Linked DNA regions of Homo sapiens: region 2 is linked to region 1. The links are chromatin loops, found by intact Hi-C in ENCODE. Cell type or tissue: sigmoid colon. All regions are shown on one strand. Links, peaks and the distances in the headings refer to the core of each region. The heading gives the core; the rest is flanking DNA.

Region 1 (10,886 bases), core at 1,146-9,145:
TCCTTTCTCCTCCTCCTCCTTCCTTTCTCTCTGTCTCTCTCTCTCTCTCTCTCTCCCTCCCTCCCCCCCCCCCCCCCCCCCCCGCCGTCTCTCTGCTTCTCTCTCATTCACTCTCATTGACGTCCATATCCAAATTTTTGGAATCGCAGTGCTGCCCTCTTAGTTCTTTGTCATGAACCATCTGTTGCCCTTGGATTGTTTTACCTTTTGTATCCTTGGCAGCTTGACATACCCATGGTCTAAGCAAGAGTGTTTTCTCTGAAAGTGCAGGCATGAGCTGATACTTGTGTGTTTCATCCATTATCAGCACTGTTTTATGCATGTAAGGAGGGTGTGTGGCATTTGCTTCGTGGGTTGTAGGAAGGGACACCCAGGAAACAAACAACTAAAGTGAAGCTTTCCTGCGGGCTAGGATTTGAAGGTCATACTAATGTCCTTCGAGAGAGTTAATGTCAAGAATTGGTGTGACCAAACAGTGGTGGATGTCATAGTGTTTTCCTCTTTTCATAGGTTCACTTTTCAAATGAGACAGTAGCCATGAGGGACCATCCATGCAGGCTGAGACTAGTCTTCAGGAAAATATCTATGCCTAGTAGTTTCAGAAAGGTTAGGGTTGCATAGATGTACCCACCTGTCCATCCTGATCCTTACTCTAAATTCGACCTCTTCTATCATTGCTTTCACCATCACTGTCTTGTTGGTGATGGGCCCAGCTTCGAGAAACTCAGATCTGCCTCAGTGCTGCTGGAGCTGGAGAGCTGGAAGAAAACCAATATGGCGTTTGAACCGCACAATCCAAAAGTATTGTAGCAGCACTGATTCATAGGTTCCTTCTCAGTAGAACCTCTTTTGAATTCCTCCAAACAAAGCCTTCTATTTGAGCCATGGCCCTTGAGTAGACCGATGTCATGGACTATTAGAGTATGCTATTGGTGCTCCAGCTACCCATGGCCAACCACCAGGCATTACTTAGGTAGAGCCCCACTGCCTGGCCTATGCACCAGGCATCAACATGAGGTTTCATAAATACCTGGGAGTACAAGTGCAGAATCTCTGTTGAAAGAATGCAATACTCTTTTTATTTCTTCACCGAATAATTAAATAATTTTTATTTCTTCATTAAAGGGCAATTGAAGAGAAGACAACATGTCTCTCTTAGTAGGTACCATCCCCGAGTAGAACTCATCCTCCTCTGTGCAAAGATTCCCATTGTTCAGATCACTCTAATGCTTTGAGGAAAACCTCCCCACAGTGTAACATACAGAACACTCTTCCGGGGGTTATGGCAGATGCTGGAGTCTCTTCTACCACCACCTAAAGATGCTGGGGTACTCTGCAACACCACCTGAGGAAAGGAACAGGATGAAACACCTGTTGTATTAGTCACCTAGGGCTGCCATGACAAAATACTACAGGCTGGGCCGCTTAAACAGCAGACTTTTATTTTCCCACAGTTCTGAAGGCTGGAAGTCTGTGAGATCAAAGTGTGGGCAGGGCTGGTTCTTCCTGAGGCCTCTCTGCTGGGCTTGTAGACACCGTCTTCTCCCTGTGTCCTCATAGGGTCGCCCCTCTGTGTGTGTCTGTGTCCTCATCTCCTCTTATGAGGTGTCTTAGTCCATCTCAGGCTGCTATCACAGAATACCATAGACTGGGTGACTTATAAACAACAGACATTGATTCTCTCACAGTCCTGGAGGCTGGAAGTCTGAGATCCAGGTATGGGCAGGGCTGGTTCCTCCTGAGGCCTCTCTCCTGGGCTTGGAGACGCCATCTTCTCCCTGTGTCCTCACAGGGTTGTCCCAATGTGTGTGTCTGTGTCCTCATCTCCTTTTCTTATGAGGTGTCTTAGTCCATTTCAGGCTGCTATCACAGAATACCATAGACTGGGTGGCTTGTAAACAACAGACGTTTATTCTCCCACAATCCTGGAGGCTGTAAGTCCAAGATCAAGGTGTAGGCAGGGCTGGTTCCTCCTGAGGCCTCTCTTGTAGGCTTGTAGATGCCATCTTCTCACTGTGTCCTCGCAGGGTCGTCACTCTGTGTGTCTGTGTCCTCATCTCCTCCTCTTTTTTTTTTTGAGACGGAGTCTCGCTCTGTCGCCCAGGCTGGAGTGCAGTGGCGGGATCTCGGCTCACTGCAAGCTCCACCTCCCAGGTTCAAGCGATTTTCCTGCCTCAGCCTCCCAAGTAGCTGGAACTACAGGTGCGTGCCACCATGCCTAGCTAATTTTTTCTATTTTTAGTAGAGATGGAGTTTCACCGTGTTAGCCAGGATGGTCTCGATCACCTGACCTCGTGATCCACCCACCTCAGCCTCCCAAAGTACTGGGATTACAGGCGTGAGCCACCACACCCGGCCTCATCTCCTCTTCTTATAAGCATCCCAGTCTTCTCGGATTAGGGGCCTCCCTGGTGACTTTGTTTTACCTTAATCACCTCTTTAAAGACTATCTCCAAATATGGTGACATTCTGAGGTCCTGGGCGTTAGGGCTTTAACATAGGGATTTGGGAGAAGGAATCAGCCCATCACAGCTGTGCATTCTAAGACTCCAGTGACTTTGTGCTGACAATGGCTTTTCCTTGGGTAGCTCTAACCAGATGGTCTGGCTGGGTCTATCTTGAGTCTAGTGACTCCCACCACGAGGCCAACTGAGCAGGGTGGCCAGGAAAGCCTGTGGCCTTACAACAAGGTGATGCTCACCTGCAGCACACAGGCCATCACTGTAGCTCTGCTGGCTTTATTCTTGGGTTTATAGTGATGGCTTCTTTCTGCCTCTGCCTCCCTTGAGGCATCTCGTTTCTGTGGTTGGAGTACTGTGAGCCTAAGAGACAGAGAGCATGTCCACAGTCAGGCTTCCCTTACTTGCTTCAGTAGCATCTCATGAGTGTTTCCAATGCATTCAGGGAGACTCTTCTTCACTGAAGGAGTCAGATCCATTTTGCAGCTTTGCTGCTTGGAACCTTGATGGAATGGCTGAGTACATGGCCGCCAGCGTCACTCATGCACGAAAAGTGTTGTTGAAAGCTAATAGAAACTGAAATCTGGTCGGGCACGGTGGCTCACGCCTGTAATCCCAGCACCTTGGGAGGCTGAGGCGGGTGGATCACCTGAGGTCAGGAGTGCGAGACCAGCCTGGCCAACATGGCGAAACCCCATCTCTACTAAAAATACGAAAAATTAGCCGGGCATGGTGGCAGGCACCTGTCATCCCAGCTACTCAGGAGGCTGAGGCAGGAGAATCGCTTGAACCCTGGAGGTGGAGGTTTCAGTGAGCCGAGATTGCGCCATTATACTCCAGCTTGGGCAACAAGAGTGAAAATCTGCCTGGAAAGAAAAAAAAAAAAAAGAAAAACTGAAATAGAAGATTTCCCTTCCCCCAGTTCACTTTGACTGCGCTAAAGTAATTTCCTTTGAGGGCAGAGAGGACACGGATTGCTTTGGGCATACTTCAAAATGCTACTGTCTCCCTAGGAATATTGCAAAGTGGTTACTTTCCCCCAATAACACACAACTGGATATTTCTTTGATCTTCACCCTGGGAACCTGGTGGAGCTCCCGGAGGTAAAATTTGTGAAAGTACAAGGTCCCCTCTAAGATGGGCCCCCAGAAGTTTTTCTGTTGTTGTTGTTTTTTGAGACAGAGTCTCGCTCTGTCACTCAGGCTGGAGTGCAGTGGTGCGATCTGGGCTCACTACAACCTCCACCTCCCAGGGTCAAGCAATTCTCCTGCCTCAGCCTCCCGAGTAGCTGGGATTACAGGTGCCTGCCACCACGCCCGGCTAATTTTTGTATTTTTAGTAGAGACGGGGTTTCACTATGTTGGCCAGGCTGGTCTCGAACTCCTGACCTCAGGTGATCTGCCCGCCTTGGCCTCCCAAAGTGCTGGGATTACAGGTGCGAGCCACCATGCCTGGCCAGGAGTTTTTAACTTACTTAGGCTTGTCCACTGTCAGCCTGCAGCTGTTTAATAATTACCCTGCAAATGTGTCCATCAGGTGCTGGCTCCAGCAGGAACTCCTAGACAAGCACAATTCCACTTGCCACCTGTCTGTCCAGTCTTCAGGCAGCATTTCGTCTTGTGATCTCTATTTTCTGATGGATCGCAGAGTTGCTGATTTTCAGTATGTTCTGCTCTTTGCCTATTGTGAGGATAGGAATTAAAATGCGCAAGCTCTCTACATGTTAGTGAAGTGGCTACGTTGTCTGGGGTATATACCCTGGGGTTCGTCATTGGGCATCAGGAAAATTTAGGACAAAGACACACACGAGGAGTTTAGGAGTGGAAGTTTAATCAGGAGAAGAGAAAGAGAAATGGTTTTCTCTATAGAGAAAGGGGTCTCCGAGCGGAAAGGACCAGCTGGCACCAAATGTGATGGATTTTATAGTCCAGTTTGAGGAGGCGGTGTCTCATTTACATAGAGCTCAGAGATTGGTTCCATCAAGCATGGCATTTACATAGCCCACAGGAAAGGCTGGTTGCCCACCCTAATCGTTTATGCAAATGGGCTTTGTAGTTGGTCGGGGCTCTCCGAGAGATTGGTTCCATCAAGCATGACATTTACATAGCCCACAGGAAAGGCTGGTTGCCCACCCTAATCGGTTATGCAAATGGGCTTTGTAGTTGGTCGGGGCTCTCGGTCCTGTTTTTCTTACTTTACATGTGGCTGACAAAGAGGAGGGAAGATGGAGCCACTGTCTTGAACGTGTCTAGTCTCTAGTTCCTGCTGGGAAGATGGAGCCGCCGTTTTGAATGTGTCTAGTCCCTAGTTCCTGCCGGGAAGATGGAACCGCCATCTTGAACGTGTCTAGTCCCTAGTTCCTGCCGGGAAGATGGAGCCGCCATCTTGAACGTGTCTAGTCCCTAGTTCCTGCCCGGAAGATGGAGCCGCCATCTTGAACGTGTCTAGTCGTTAGTTCCTCCCGGGAAGATGGAGCCGCCATCTTGAACGTGTCTAGTCCCTAGGTCCTCCCGACATTCACCCGTACAAGCTCCCAGCTGGCTTGTGTATGTCTGCAGCTCGACTTGACAGGCTGTTCATTGTTAGAAAATGACTTGGGGCTGCTTTTCGTTAAAGAGAAAAGCTGCCGGGCGCAGTGGCTCACACCTGTCATCCCAGCACTTTTGGAGGCTGAGGCGGGTGGATCATTAGGTCAGGGGTTCGAGACGAGCCTGACCAGTGAAACCGCGTCTCTACTAAAAAAAAAAAAAACAAAACAAAAATTAGCCGGGCTTGGTGGTGCGTACCTATAATGCCAGCTACTTAGGAGGCTGAGGCAGGCGAATTGCTTGAACCCGGGAGGCGGAGGTTGCAATGAGCGAACATCACGCCACTACACTCCAGCCTGGGCGACAGAGCGGGACTCCATCTCAAAAAAAAAAAAAAAAAGAAAAGAAAAAAGCCTTGCCGAGGACTCCCATACCCTTACTGTCTGCCTAAGTGATTTCTTCTTAACTCCTGTATCACTGGCAGACTCTGAGTTGCCTGTTGGGTGGAGTACTATATTGCCGAGTATCATGACTGTATTAGATGTGAGGGAGACAGTGTGAATAGGACATGGTCCCTGAAGAGCACAGAGCTTTCACCTGGGGCTGGGCGGAGCTTCTGTCCTATCCAGTGTTATGGAACCCTTGCAAGCACAGGTCAAGCAGCTCAAGGGCTGGAAGACGTGCACACAAAATCCAAGGGCAACGTTGGAAAGAGGTTTAGTGTTTCTTAGAAAAATGCCAGAAGGCTGAAGAAGTGGGGGCCCCGAGCAGCTCTGAAGGGTGTGTATGCAATTAAACTGAAGCCAAAGGCTGAGAGAGAGGAGTGAGAGCCGCCTACGGAGCTCTGTGCAGCTTCATCATAAACTCACAGACAGGCTTCATGCAGCGCCGTCTCAGTGCATTCAATGTTTGGATTCCACATGCATGCGTCCTCAACCCCCTTGCAATGCTGTTCTCCTTGGAGGGAAATGGGTCCTTCTTACCCTATCACATGCAGGTATCTGGTCTACCAGATAAATGTGTGAGAAATCACCAACAAAGCAGAAATTACTTTTAATTACAAAGCAGAGTCATCGTAAAACTTTGTGCAAAATCTTTTTTTTTTTTTTTTTCCAGACAGGGTCTCCATCTGTTACCCAGGCTGGAGTGCAGTGGTGTGATCATGGCTCACTGCAACTTCAACTTCCGAGGCTCAGGTGATCCTCACATCTCAGCCTCCCAAGTAGCTGGGATGACAGGTGTGCACCACCACACCCAGCTAATTTTTACTATCTGCTTAAGTCATTTCTTCTTAACCCCTGTATCATTAGAGGAGAAACCGGAAGCCCCTATTTTTGAAATTAGTAACCACCTATCACCTAAAATTCCTCTCATTACTGTGACGATAATGATGATTTTTTCGAGACCGGATCTCACTCTGTCACCCAGGCTGGAGTGCAGTGGTGTGACTGTGGCTCACGACAGCTTCAGCCTCCCGGGCTCGAGTGATCTTCCCACCACAGTGTCTAAAGTAGCTGGGGCTGTAGGTACGCATCATCATTCCCAGCTATGTATATATTTTAAATATTTTGTAGAGATGGGATCTTCCTCTGTTGCTCAGGCTGGTCTTAAACTCCTGGCCTCCAGCAGTCTTCTCACCTGGGCCTCTTAAAGTGCTGGGATTACAGGCGTGTACCACCGTGTCTGGCCAAAAAACATATCTATTCTGGGGTTCATAGTGATGCTTGTTTCTGCCTTGGCCTGTCTTGAGGCATCTCACTCCTGTAGTTGGAGTACTCTGAGTGTAACAGATGGAGAGTATGTCCACACCCACTCTTCCCTCACGTGTTTCTGTAGCATCCCGTAGGAGTTTTCAAATGCATTTGGAGATGTATTCACCCTGTGACAGATTCAATGCATCTCTACAAGGCAGAATAGCTCTACCATGGTGTGGCTATGGCGCTTGGCTACCTGAGTCTTTATTCTGCCTTCCAGGTGCTTGTTGGTTGGATAACTTTGGGTAGGTTCTTGTACCTCTTTGAGCTTCAAGACTGTCTTAGTCAGCTCTGGCTGTTGCAAGAAAATACAGTTGACCTTGATACAAAAATTAGCTGGGTGTGGCGCCTGTAATCCCAGATACTCAGGAGGCTGAGGCAGGAGAATCGCTTGAACCTGGGAGGCGGAGATTGCAGGGAGCCAAGATCACACCATTGCACTCCAGCCTGGGCGACAGAGCAAGATTCCATCTCAAAAACAACAACAACAACAACAAAAAACTAGAGTTGACCCTTGAACAATGTGGGAGTTAGGGGCGTCACACACGTCCCTGGCACAGTTGAAAATCCAAAGATAACTTTTGACTCACCCAAAACTTATGAATATCCTATTGTTGAGCAGAAGCCTTATCAATACCATAAAGTCGATTAACATATATTTTGTATGTTTTATGTATTGTATACTGTATTATTAAAGTATGCTAGAGAAAAGAAAATGCTGTTTGTTTTTTTTTAGCCGGGCGTGGTGGCGCACGCCTGTAATCCCAGCTACTCAGGAGGCTGAGGCAGGAGAATCGCCTTATAAGGAACTTTGAGAATCAAAAATCATAAGGAACTTTCATTCTTTTTTTTTTTTTTTTGAGATGGAGTTTCACTCTGTTGCCCTGGAGTCAGGCTGGAGTTCAGTGGTGTGATCTCTGCTCAGTACAGCCTACGCCTCCCACGTTCAAGTGATTCTCCTGCCTCAGCCTCCCGAGTAGCTGGCACTAAAGGTGCACGCCACCACGCCCAGCTAATTTTTGTATTTTTAGTAGAGACAGGGTTTCACCACGTTGGTCAGGCTGGTCTTGAACTCCTGACCTTAGGTGACCTACCCGCCTTGGCGTCCCAAAGTGTGGAGATTACAGGCTTGAGCCACCACGCCTGATAAGGAACTTTTATTCTAAGTGAAGTAACTCAGGGATGAAAAACCAACATCGTATGTTCTCAGTGTTACGTGGGAGCTAAGCTATGAGGACACAAAGGCATAAGAATGATAAAATGGAATTTGGGGTCTTGGGGGGGAAGAGTGGGAGGGGGGTGAGGGATAAACACTACAAATAGGGTGCAGTATATACTGTTCGGGTGATGGGTGTACCAAAATCTCACAGATCACCACTAAAGAACTTAGGTAACCAAATACCACCAGTACCCCAATCACTTATGGAAAGATAATTAAAAACAAAAAAGGACACCAAACTAAATTTTTAAAAATCATAGAGAAGAGAAAATATATTTACTATTTCTGAAGTGGGAGTGGATCGTCATGAAGGTCTTCATCCTTATCGTCTTCACCTTGAGTAGCCTAAGATGAGAGCGGACAGGAGGGATTGGTCTTGCTGGCTCCGGGGTGGCAGAGGTAGAAGAAAATGCCCGTAGAAGTGGACCCGTGCAATTCAAACCTGTGTTGTTTAAGGGTTAACTGGACCATAGATGGGGTGGCATAAATAACAGAAATTTATTTCTCTATAGTACTGGAGGCAGAAATGTTTACATCCAGGTGGCACCATGGTTGGGTACTTGAGAGGTTCCTCTTCTTGGTTTACAGATGGTCTCGCAGGGCAGAGAGAGAGGGGGGTGGAGCACGAGGGAGCATGTGTGCCCTGGTGTCTCTTCTTACAAGGGCACGAATCCCAACATAAGGATCCCACCTTCACGACCTGATGTAAACATCATCATCTCCCAAAGGCTCCGTCTCCAAATACCATCCCCTTTGGCATTAGGGTTTCCACACATGAGATTCGGGGTGACACCATTCATTCCATAGCAGGAGCCCTCCTTGGCAGACTGGGACACCAACGCCTCTTCCCTCTTGGGCTGACACGAGCTGTAAATGTCAGTGGACATTTAAATACTGCGTTACACATTCGATGTCCTGTCTGCAATGGAGCCGGGTTCTGTAAACATAAGCTGCCATGGCGAAATCGGATCATCATCGCCCATCAAGCTCTTTGGCAGCAGTGCTGTAATCAGTGCAAACATTTATTTATATAAATGCTCCCATCCCCTCGGCATGAAGATATACTTAGGCTCTCTCAATGGACAGCCACGCCACAAGCCCAGGAATGAGAGCTTGTCAGATACTGAGGCTGTTTTCAGAGCCAGTGTTCGGCTGAAGTGGCACAGAAGCTATCATTGTTTGCAAATCTCTGCTGCTTGTCAAGCCACAGGGTTAAGTAACCCCGGATGTTGCGAACACTCTGAAGTGCTGACCTGCAGTGTCTTTTTGGATCACTGAGCCCTCAGGCAGACAGGCTGTACGTGGACCGACACGTCATGGCTGCTGTCTTGCACTTAACCCTCTTTATCTTTAGACCTTGATTGTGCACCTGTTTCTCATTGGAAGCTAATGACAATCCACGAAGCGGCTTGGCAGTGACTGTCTCTGATTGTGTAAGGAGGGGTTGCCACATTCACCCATGTTGTTGACTTTCAACTGTACACTTGAAAACGTCAAAAGTCAGAGTAAGCATTGCCTCATGTCTCCGAGTGTAGCAATTCTAGGAAAACTCTTCCGAATGGGTTTAAAGTCAAACAAATCCAATCAAAACAGACTTGCAGGGCCAGGCACGGTGGCTCATGCCTGCAATCCCAGCACTTTGGGAAGCCAAGGTGGGCAGATCACTTGAGGTCAGGAGTTGGAGACCAACCTGGCCAACATGGCGAAACCCCGCCTCCACTAAAAATACAAAAAGTTAGCCAGGTGTAGTGGTGCGTGTCTGTAATCCCAGCTACTCAGGAGGATTAGGGAGGAGAATCTCTTGAACCTGGGAGGTGGAGGTTGCAGTGAGCTGAGATCACCCCACTGCAGTCCAGCCTGGGTGACAGAGCAAGATCCCATCTCAAAAAAAAAAAAAAGAAAAGAAAAGTCCACATAGGGAAATATGTGAAGCTCTTTGGGTCATATGATCGCTACCACAACAGCGCAATATGTAAATGAATGGGCAAGTTCTGTGTTCTAAGAATCTTGAGGGACACTGAGATGTAAATGTATATATTTATCACGTGGCACAAAATACAGTTGACCCGGCCGGGCACAGTGGCTCACAACTGTCATCCCAGCACTTTGGGAGGCCGAGGCGGGTGGATCACCTGAGGTCGGGAGTTCAAGACCAGCCTGACCAACATGGTGAAACCCGTCTCTACTAAAAATACAAAAAATTAGCTGGGAATGGTGGTGCGTGCCTGTAATCCCAGCTACTCATGACGCTGAGGCAGGAGAATCGCTTGAATTCGGGAGGTGGAGATTGCAGTGAGCTGAGATCACGCCATCGCACTCCAGCCTGGGCAACAAGAGGGAAACTCCACCTCGAAAAAATATGTATATACAGCTGACCCTTGAACAACACGGGGGTTAGGGGTACTGACCTCTATGCAGTTGAAAATCTATGTATAGGTTCTGACTCCCCCAAAAGTTAAATACTGGTAGTGTACTCTTGACCGGAAGCTTTATTCATAACATAGAGTCGATTAGTACATAGTTTGTATGTTATGTATATTATAAAGTCAGCTAGAAAAAAAATGCTAAGGAAGAGAAGAGAAAATATTTTACTACTTACTAAATGGAAGTAGATCATCATAAAGGTCTTCGTTCTCTTTTTTTTTTTTTTTTTTGAGATGGAGTCTCACTCTGTCACCGAGGCTGGAGTGCAGTGGCACGATCTCGGCTCACTGCAACCTCCGTCTCCTGGGTTCAAGCACTTCTTCTGCCTCAGCCTCCCAAGTAACTGGGATTACAGGCACACGCCACCACACCTGGCTAATTTTTGTATTTTTAGTAGAGACGGGGTTTCACCATATTGGCCAGGCTGGTCTTCAACTCCTGACCTCGTGATCTACCCGCCTCGGCCTCCCAAACTGCTGGGATTATAGGCGTGAGTCACTGC
Region 2 (10,886 bases), core at 2,027-10,026, 1.5 Mb before region 1:
TCACTTCACTGCACTCCAGCCTGGGCGACAGAGTGAGACTCTGTCTCAAAAAAAAGAAAAAAAAAAAGCATTGAAACATGCGACATCCACCTTTTTGTAATAGTTCCCATAGCCTACACAAATGCATATGAAATGCTTAATATTTTGCTTGCACTATTCTTTTCTGCTGGAAGGGTGGTTCTGACTAAAAAATTTTACTTTCCCATTCTTTGCTTTTTCATTAATGCTATTTTCTTTGCTCCAGGGTTATAGAGTGGAAAGTCCCACAATCTTTTTCTTCTCTATTTTCAGGTAGATGCATTTTATTACTATATTCTATCTATCCATTTATTCCATCTATCTATTCCATTTATCATCTACCTACCTATTATTATCTATCATCTATGTATTCCATCTACCTGTCATTGATCTATCTATCATCTACCAATCTACATTTTTGTCTTGTAGAAAAACGTTGACCTCTTGGCGAGAATGCAAAGAAGGGAACGCTTGCTTATACGCTGTTGGTGAGAATGTAAAATTGTACAATCTCTATAGAAAACAGTATGTAGATTTCTCAGAGAACTAAAAATAGATCTACCCTTTGACCCAGCAACTCCAGTAATGGTTATCTACCCAAAGGAAAGAAATTATCAGAATAGACACCTACACTTATATTTTTATTACAGCACAATTCACAATAGCAAAATCATGGAATGAACCTGAATGTTCATTGGATGAAGAAAATGTGGTATACACACACCAAGGAATACTATGCATCTATAAAAAAGAATGAAACTATATCTTTTGCAGCAACATAAATGGAGCTGCGGGTCAATATCCTAAGTGAAATAACTCAAACAGAAAATCAAATACCACATGTCCTCGCTTATAAGTGGGAGTTAAAAAAAATGGGTACACATGGACCTATAGAATGACATTAACAGACACAGGACACCTTAAAAAGGGGGAAGGTGGGAGGGGATGAGGGTGGAAAAATTACCTATCTGGTATTATGTTCACTGTTTGGGGGTTAGAAGGCCAATCCCCACCGCTAGGCAATATATCCACGTAACAAACCTGCACCCTTATGCCCTGAATCTATTTGTTTTTCAACATTGACTTCCATGGTCACTATTTGTGAAATCACTCCTCATGAACCAGGACTTGCATGTTTTTTTGTTTCTCAGGTGAACTGTCACCCCTACAACTCAGCTTGCAACCAGCCCTGGCCACCAGTTTCCCCACACTGAGCTGAATATCGGACATGCCCATCTCAGACATTCCAGCCCATTCTGAAATTCCACATCGATTCACCTGACAAAGTCTGAAGTTCCAGGGCAATTTATCTGGAAAAGCTTACCTGGAATCACGTGTCATTTCAACCAACAACTGTTGAAGAGGACGTGGCATTAAAACCAAGGGTATCAATTATTTATAAGGGCTGTGTGCTGGTTGGTCCAAGCATCTCTCCTTCACGCCATCACTCCTTTCAAGAGCTGCCTCTGTTTTCTAATTTAGCACAGGAATTTAGATGCCCCTAAATAAGTAGGCATCCAGTATCTGCCCACACCAGTTTTAGTGAGAGTACATATGGAGACACTACCACCACCCCTGCTCTCCTACTGCATACCCCACCATGCCAAAGCATGGTGGCTCACACCTGTAATCCCAGTGCTTTGGGAGGCCAAAGAGGAGGAACACTTGAGATCAGAGGTCTGAGACGAGCCTGGGCAACATAGTGAAACCTCATTTCTACAAATAAGTTAAAATATATATATGTAGGGCATAGTGGCACACACCTGTGGTTTCAGCTTTTCAGCAAGCTGAGGCCGGAAGATCACTTGAGCCCAGGAGTTTGAGGATGCAGTGAGCTAGGATTATGCCACTGCACTGTAGCCTGGGCAGCGGAGAGACCCCATCTCTAAAAAGAGGAGAAGGAGGGAAAATACTTCTCCTTCTCAGACCCAAAGTAAAAAGGTTTCTGGTCTCACACTGACCAGAAAAACATTGATATTTACTTAAGCAATATTAAAAGGGTCACTGCTTTAGAACAGGATTAAAGAGAAAGTAAAATCAACATTGAGATAGGAGGACAGAGGCCATCAACTGAGTTCTGATCCCAATGAAGACGAGAAAAGGCTACAACTATCTAGGTTAAATATCTACTTGTCCTAGAAAAAGCCTTTTGGCAGCAACATAAAATTCATACCTCTTAGTTTTTAAATTCCTATGGATGCTGAAGCAAATAACCACAATTTGGGTGGCTGAAAGTAACAGAAGTTTATTCTTTCCAGTATTGGAAACCAGGAATCTGAGATCAAGTTGTGGGCAGGGCTGGACTCCCCCTGGAGGCTCTAGGGGGTGTTCCTTCCTGCCTCTTCCAGTTCTTGGTGGCTCCAGGTGACGCTGTCATAGGACAAAGGGCCCCGGGTGCCGACCTCCTCAGCCGCAGCGGGGCAGGGCCCTCCACAGGAGGTCGGCACCCGGGGCCCTTTGTCCTATGACAGCGTCACCTGGAGCCACCAAGAACTCCGCGCAGGGCTACCCCTGCGTCCTGGGTCTCCCCGGGGGGCGCTCGAGGAGGTGGAGCTTCCCCCGCAGCCCCGGGGAGTCTCCCCGACCGGCCAGGTGCCTTCCCTGGAAGGCTGACGGCTCCTCTAGGAGGCCGCCCTCCACCACTAGCACACACCACCCCCAGGACTGGGCCGCCCAATGTCACAAAACCTCCTGTGGGTCACCTCGCCTGGGGGACCTCGTGCGCCCTCCCAGGCAGCGACCGCAGGGACACGGGCCTCCATTTGCCCAGCGGCAGGGTTCTAGGCGTGGAATGTACACATTGCTCCCAGTTCGCCCGCCCCCTCCGGCTCGGAGCCCGAGAGCCGCCTGCTCTCATTTCAAATCGGATAATAGGGACGCTGAGAATAACTACGACCAGCACCGCGAAGGCGCCCCTCTCGTGGGTCAGAGGTCGGCGCCCCCGCTCCGCAAGCCCCCATCACCTGCCCGGGGACCCCCGGTGGCCTCAGGCCTCCAGGCCCACCCCGGAGCCCCCTATTGGCCCCTAGGCCCGCCCCGAGGCCTGCGGCGCAGCTTTGCCGACGGGGAGCGCCTGCAGGCCACAAGGCTGCACGAATGCCCCCGCCCGCCGCCCCGACCACCGTCCTGAGGCCAGCGGGGCCTCTCATCCGGCTGCAAGGGCTGTGCGGCTCCGCGGCTGCGTTTCCCGGCCCCAGCGGGAAGGCGACGGCGGAGCGGACTCCGAGCCCAGCCGAGCTGTGAGGGCCGACGGGAGGCGAGCCCGCCCCTCGGGTGCGCCCATGGTTTAGGCGAGAGCCGCGGCACCCGCTGCGGGCGCTACTGAGGGGCGTCTGGCTGCGGGTTCGGCGGCGGCGCCTCTCCGGCAAGAGCCCTTGGTCCATTGTGCGCTTCTCTCTTTTTTTTTGGAGACGGAGTCTTGCTCTGTCGCCCAGGCTGGAGTGCAGTGGCGCGATCTCGGCTCACTGCAAGCTCTGCCTCCCGGGTTCATGCCATTCTCCTGCCTCAACCTCCCGAGTAGCTGGGACCATAGGCGCCCGCCACCATGCCCGGCTAATTTTTTGTAGTTTTAGTAGAGACGGGGTTTCACCGTGTTAGCCAGGATGGTCTCGATCTCCTGACCTTGTGATCCGCCCGCCTGAGCCTCCCAAAGTGCTGGGATTACAGGCGTGAGCCACCGCGCCCTGCCTATTGTGCGCTTCTCAGGGAGGCTTCTGCCTCCAGGACCCAGCGGCTGCTGCGGCGGACGTCAGCCGCGTAACCCGTTCCCGCGCAGTGGCCCGCCGTTTCCGCCACCGCCATTGACCCGCCCCGGCCTGGTGCTGTGCATGTCATGGTGTCGGAAGGAAGTACGCCAATGGGGTAAAGGGGTCAGACGGCATTGACAGCCTCTGCGATGGCCCTGAGGCGGGACTAGGAGGACGTTCCCGGTAGCGATTGGACAGGATCTTTCGTAAGGGCGCCTGCGACACTGGAAGTAACGAGCAACTGGATTGGCTGCCTCCATCGCAAAGTGGGTGGGTCTTGCATCCTCGGGCCTAACGATTGGTCTTTCCAAGTGCGGGAAGCGGCAAGCATATGGTCTGGAAACATTTGGTATCGAGACGCTGCCAGCCATAACGTCCGTCTCCCGGGCCGGAGAGGCCCGTGACCGCCGCATACCCATGGTCTCTTGCTTCTCCTCGGGCATCTCTGGCCACGTCCGCACCAGCCCCCGAAAGGCCCGGCTCTTGGCCGCGCTGTCCTGGTGCGGCGGTGAGGGGAGGGGACCGGGGCCTCGGGGCGGGTGGCGGCCGTAGCGCGAGAGCCCTGTGCCTTGCGCTCAGAGGCTGAGCTGCGTGAGGGAGGCCAAGCCCCCGCGAGCGGCAGCCCCTGCCTTGCTAGTTCCCCAACACGCGAAAAAGGTAGATGAGAACTGGTGCGGGGATAGGTTTGGGTGGGGTTTACTTGGCACCACCCAATTTCTAAATCGGTCATATTTTCTGAGTAGTTCTACCAACAAAGGTCAAGCTGGAGCCAAGTGCTGTAATCCCAGCACTTTGGGAGGCCCAGGCGAGAGGATACATTGAGGCCAAGAGTTCGAGACCAGCCTGGGCAACATAGCAAGACTGTCTCTACAAAGTTTTTGATTTTTTTTTTCTTTTTTTTTTTTTTTGAGACGGAGTCTCCCTCTATCACCCAGGCTGGAGTGCAGTGGCACAATCTCGGCTCACTGCAACCTCTGCCTCCCGGGTTCAAGCGATTCTCCTGCCTCAGCCTCCCGAGTACCTGGGACTACAGGCGCCCTCTACCACGCCTGGTTAATTTTTGTATATATAGCAGAGACGGGGTTTCACCATGTTGGCCAGGCTGGTCTTTAACTCCTGACCTCAGTGATCTGCCTGCCTCGGCCTCCCAAAGTTCTGGGATTACAGGCATGAGCCACCGCACCCAGCCGCAAAAAGTTTTAAAATTACCTGGGCATGGTGGTGCGTGCTGGTAGACCCGACTACTTGGGAGACTGAGACGGGAGGATTGCTTGAGGCCAGGAATTTGAGACCAGCCTGGGCAACATAAGGAGACTCTGTATCTAGAAAACATATATATATTAGCTAGGTGTAGTGGTGTACGCCTGTGGTCCCAGCCACTCAGGAGGCTGAGGTAGGAGGATCGCTTGAGCCCAGGAGGTCCAGGATGCAGTGAGCTATGATCGCACCACTGCACTCTTTGCTGGGCCAGAGCGAGACCCTGTCTTCAAGAAAATAAAAGGATACAGCCACACACAGAGGGATGACCATGTGAGGACACAGGGAGGATCGCTTCAGCCTGGGAAGTGGAGGCTGCAGTGAGCTATGATCACGCCACTGCACTTCCCAGGCTCAAGCGATCCTCCCGCCTCAGCCCCCCGAGTAGGTGGGGCCACAGGTTTGTGCCACCATTCCGGGCTAATTATTTGTAGAAATGAAGACTTCCTATGGTGCTCAGGCTGGTCTTAAACTCCTGAGCTCCCGTGATCCTCCTGCCTTGGCCTCCCAAAGTGCTGGTACTATAGGCATGAGCAACTATGCCTGGACCAATTCTTAACTGGTGACTTGACTTGTTTATTAGTTAATCTGTCTCACTCAGCTTCCTTCAAATGCTGAGCCTCCGTCCTCTTGCTAAGCTCTTTTAAGAACGTTGTGTACCATGTCAACCTGTTCTAAATATTTGAGGAGAGAAAGTTCTAGAATTCACGTCCCCACCAACTTTCTTTTTTTCTTTAAAAAAAAAATTTTAAGAGACATGGTCTTGCTCTGTTGCCTGGGCTGGAGTGTGGTGGTGCAATCATAGCTCACTGTAGCCTTGACCTCCTGGGCTCAGGTGATCCTCCTACCTCAGTCTCCCAAGTAGCTGGGACCACAAGCATGCATAACCACACCCAGCCAATTTTTGTTTGTTTACTTTTTGTAGCAGAGAGGTCTCGATCTCCTGGCTTCACATGATCCTCCCGCCTCAGCCTCCCAAAGCACTAGTATTACAGGCATGAGCCACCGTGTGTGGCCACCACTGACTTTCTGAACCCCAAGTGTATTAGCCACCATAACAAACACCTTTTGTCTGATACATTCTGTGGATCATATTCCTTTTTTATATATAATTTTACCTTTTATTTTAGATTTGAGTGGTACAGGTACAGGTTTGTTTCATGGGTATATCATGTGACACTGAGGTTTGGAATGCAGATGATCCCATCACCCAGGTACTGAGCATAGCACCCCACAGGTAGTGTTTCAGCCCTGGCCCCTCCATCTCTCCACCCTCTAGTATTCCCTAGTATCTACTGTTCCCAACTTTGTGTGCATGTATAGATTATGTTTCTTAGAGTTCTCTAAATAACGGGGCAGGGAAGGTAGTGTGAATGATGTAAAGGTGTGCCAAATTGGTTCTGCAAAATTAACCTTTTTTGAATAAAATATTCAATTTTCTGAAGCGAGCAGGCTACTTTCTCAAGCAAAATTTCGTTTGAATCCTCCACCCCCAGCCTGCAGAGAGAGAGGGAGGGAGGGAGACCTCTTAAGAGTTTTATTTGTTCTCTTGCAGTCTTATGACTTACTTCTTAATGAAAACCCTTATTGTTTTCTAAGAGAAAAAAAAAGAGAATGAATGCAATGTTCGAAATGGGATTATGTAGAATTTTTAGGAGCATAAAGAGAAATTGAAGAATTATGAAAACAAAGGCCAGAAAAGCAAACAGTGTTCTTCCTCTACGTAGCAGCCAGATGGCGTTTTAGGCAAATACACCGCAAACTGCACAGCCAGGTCCCCATCTCAAAGGGCTTTCCACGGAGCAAAAGCAGTTTCGATCGTATTGTCATCACCACCATCAACTTTTTTTTTCCACTCACATGATGTATGCCAATATCATTATTCTCGTTATTTGTATAACCATCATCATCATCAATGTCTCGTGAATTTTTGCGTGTTATTTTTAACATAGCATGTAAACAGCACCTCCCCACAAAAAAAACTAGCTCAGGATAAACATCTCTAAGAGTATTTCATAGGAGCTGATAGTTTGACCAACAAAAAAATGTTTTCTTTTCCCAAAATAAAGTTCTGTGGTTTGTCTCAGGGAAAGTTTTTTGTTTGTTTATTTGTTGGATTTTTGGTTTGGTTTGGTTTTGTCTCATTTGTGGGTTTGGTGGTTGGTGGTTGAGTTTGTTTCTGGCTTAAAGGGCACCCTTAATGAAGAAGTGTTTATGTTTTCAGATATGTAGGCTTTAGTAAACTAGCTCACTCTGAGAAATCTAAAGTTTCAATTGCTCTGTGAACACCACTGAAAGAATCCACCTCCCTTCTCAAACCACATTCTCAAGGGCAGACTTGGGGATGCTAGAACTCTCCTCCCCTCTCCCCTCCCCCTCTCGCCTCCCCTCCTCCCCTCCCGAGGCTCTGCTGCCCAACCTCCGCCTCCCAGGTTCAAGCCATTCTCCCTGCCTCAGCGTCCTCAGTAGCTGGGATTACAGGCGCCCACCACAATGCCCAGCTAATTTTTGTATTTTTAGTAGAGATGCAGTTTTGCCATGTTGGCCAGGCTGGTCTCGAACTCCTGACCTTAGGTGATCCACCCACCTTGGCCTCCCAAAGTGCTGGGATTATAGGCGTGAGCCACTGTGCCCAGCCTAGAACCATTTTCAACAACAAAAGAGTCAACACATTCGGCCTCCCAAAGTGCTGGGATCATAGGCGTGAGCCCCTGTGCCCAGCCTAGAACCATTTTCAACAACAGAAGACTCAACACATTCAGCCTCCCAGAGTGCTGGGATTATAGGCGTGAGCCACTGTGCCCAGCCTAGAACCATTTTCAACAACAAAAGACTCAACACATTCATGCTTCCATGCAACATGGCAAGTCCACTTCGAGATGGTGCCTTTATTTACCTTTGATTATTCTTCACCATACACCCATCTTACTTTGTGGAGTCTTCACAATAATGAACCACCCAAGACTCATATGGCCAGAACTGAAACCTGAGACTGTCAACGAGAACAAAGTGTCCCGATACTTATTTCTGCTTGGACTGTTATTCAAGATATTCAATATATTCAATAAATATTCAGTATTCAACAAAATATTCAATGCTGTTCAAAATACTCAATAACAGTTACAGGAACTGTCCAAGGAGAAGGACCCTGGTCTCAATGGCAAGATAATGTCCTGGGTCAGGCATTGCCAGCGTGAACCATGAGATTGGGAGTCCCAGTCTGGGGTGTGGCATCCAGAGAGCTTAGGTCTGGGACAGAGGCTGTTTGACCTACCACTGCAGAGGTGTGGCCATATTTTAAGCCCAAGAATGTCCCAAGAAATATTGTAAAGCCAAGAATTGTGTACATACCGGCTGATCAGCCTTGTTTCTGCTCAAAGCCATCTTATGAGTGTTTGGTAGTAGAATCCTCCATTCAAACAATCTAACCCAAAACAAATGGAGACATTGAATGATTCCAAGTCAACAACTGGCTCTCGATTTCAGGGGAAAAAATGGCCATATTTCAACTCATTCTGAGCATATCCTTTTAAGGTAGAGAAAGAGGCAGAAAAAAATAGTATGTACTTCCTGACACAGCAATGCTCTCTCATTCCATAGAATGTTGTAGCAGCCCCCTCAAGACTGATAATGGCCTGCAGAATGAATACCAAGGACACTCACAGGATATAGGGGGTCTTCTTGAAGCTTTACAGTTCTAACCTGCCCTTCCTCTGGCACATTGCCCCAGTGGGAACAGGCTTTTTCGTGGAATAAAAAAGTAACCAGGAATTCCCCAATTATACTAGGTTGGTGCAAAAGTGATTGCGGTTTTGTGTGTGTGTGTGTGTGTGTGTGTGTAAAATGGAGTCCCGCTCTGTTGCCCAGGCTGGAGTGCAGTGCCATAATTTCGGCTCACTGCAGCCTCTGCCTCCTGGGCTCAAGCGATTCTCATGCCTCGGCCCCCCAAGTAGCTGGCACCACAGGCACGCACCACCGTGCCCAGCTATTTTTTGTATTTTTAGTACAGATGAGGTTTCACCATGTTGACCAGGCTGGTCTCGAACTCCTGACCCCAAGTGATCCGCCCACCTTGGCTTCCCAAATCTCTGAGATTACAGGCATGAGCCACTGCGCCCAGTCTGGCCATTACTTTTAATGGCAAAAACTGCAATTATGTTTGCACCAAGCCTACATTTCGGTCTACGCAAATCCTCCAGCAACTATACTTCAGAACCACATGGAAAAAATACACAGCTTTTCAGGGAAGTAGAACCATTGGTGCCTGTAACTATCTGTAAAAGCCACTTTCTCCTCAGCCGTGGGATGCAGGAGGCATGTTCTTCCTGCTGGGTCATGGGGATGTAGCCTCTGCCACATTCTGAGATCAAATTCCAAGATTCATCTGGGGGTCCTCAGTCATCACTGCCTAGTGTAAAACTCCAGCTCCAATGAACAACTTGAAAGTGGAAGAATGAGACACATGCGCCACTACTCCCAGGGTACAATCAAATCCAACATCTTCTGGCAAACTCAAAGCATGGATGCTAAACACAGAAATACACTCCTGATGGGAATGTTTTCACACACGTCCATGTGAAGAGACCACCAAACAGGCTTTGTGTGAGCAGTAAAGCTTTTTAATCACCTGGGTGCAGGCAGGCTGAGTCTGAAAAGAGTCAGCAAAGGGAGACAGGGGTGGGGCCGTTTTATAGGATTTGGGTAGGTAGTGGAAAATTACAGTCAAAGGGGGTTGTTCTCTGGCTGGCAGGGGTGGGGGTCACAAGGTGCTCAGTGGGGGATCTTTTGAGCCAGGATGAGACAGGAGAAGGAATTTCACAAGGTAATGTCATCAGTTAAGGCAGGAACATTTTCACTTCTTTTGTGATTCTTCAGTTACTTCAGGCCATCTGGATGTATAAGTGCAGGTCACGGGGGATATGATGGCTTAGCTTGGGCTCAGAGGCCTGACAGATGTAAATTAACTCCGCTGCAGTGAAAAGCAGTTTGGAGAGTTCTCAAGGAACTCAGAACTAGCATTCGACCCAGCAATCCCATTACTGTTTATATACCCAAGGACAAATACATTCTTCTAACATAAAGACACCTGCACGCACATGTTCATTGCAGCTCTATTCACAATAGCAAAGACACGGAATCAACCCCGGTGCCCATCCATGTGGAGTGGATAAGGAAAATGTGGTACATATACACCATGGACTACTACACAGCCATAAGAAAGAATAAAATCATGTCCTTCGTAGCAACAAAGATGCAGCTGGAGGCCATTATTCTAAGCAAATTAATTCAGGAACCAAATATGGGGCATATTCTCACTTATAAAGTGGGAAGTAAACATTGGGTACTCATGGACATAAAGATGGGAACCACAGACACTGGGGACTACTAGACGGGAGAGGAGGGGAAGGCGACAGGGCTGGGAAAGTGCCTCCTGGGTACTATGCTCACTACCTGAATGATGGGATTCATACAGGAGCTAGAAAGAAATTACTCAGGCAGATAGTGAGGGTAAAAGAGTCCTCGGCGGAATTTCTCTTTTAACAAAAAGCAGCTCCAAAATCATTTCTAACAAAGAGCAGCCTGAAAAATCATGCTGCAGACATAGATAAGCAAGCTGGAAGCTTGCACAGGTGAATACCGGCAGCTGTGCCAATAGAAAAGGGCTACCTTGGAGCCAGGCACGTTCAACATGGAGGCTCCATCTTCCCTTTTGTCACCGTGTACCTTAAAGGAACAGGCAACATAGTGCCAACCAGGTAGAGAATCCATCTGCATAATAAAAGATTAGGGTGAAGGTGGCCAGGTTTTGGTGCCCTATGCAAATGGCATGCCTAGCCCTAACCAGTTTTTTTGTGCCCTATGCAA

Evidence for each region. Peaks named below come from ENCODE experiments on the same cell type or tissue, not always from the same donor. Only the 100,000 strongest peaks of a DNase experiment are listed, where the experiment ranks them.
Region 2: a loop joins it to region 1, with 9 times the contacts of the local background. A loop is called at or near these places in 3 of 110 quality-filtered maps.

What each region holds. Positions count from the first base shown.
Region 1 is chrX:2,319,271-2,330,156 of GRCh38, reverse strand. The region is part of intron 3 of DHRSX (dehydrogenase/reductase X-linked); the gene reads left to right. It overlaps LOC124905239 (a long non-coding RNA gene), which reads right to left and starts at 9,122. Exons shown (of 3, transcript XR_007068382.1): 1 at 8,241-9,122; 2 at 632-758. In sigmoid colon, for the core only: no CTCF peak of the experiment used is centred there; a DNase peak (open chromatin) is centred at 4,896; H3K27ac peaks cover 944 bases.
Region 2 is chrX:3,808,062-3,818,947 of GRCh38, reverse strand. It overlaps the pseudogene LOC389906. Among named protein-coding and RNA genes, the nearest start is that of TRI-GAT1-1, 25 kb to the left of the region's middle. RefSeq lists silencers at 2,440-2,579, 2,870-3,349, 3,710-3,789, 4,220-4,389, 7,175-7,244 and an enhancer at 3,990-4,039. In sigmoid colon, for the core only: a CTCF peak has its summit at 6,773; DNase peaks (open chromatin) are centred at 2,487, 2,817, 3,197, 3,957 and 2 weaker places; H3K4me3 peaks cover 2,737 bases; H3K27ac peaks cover 2,011 bases.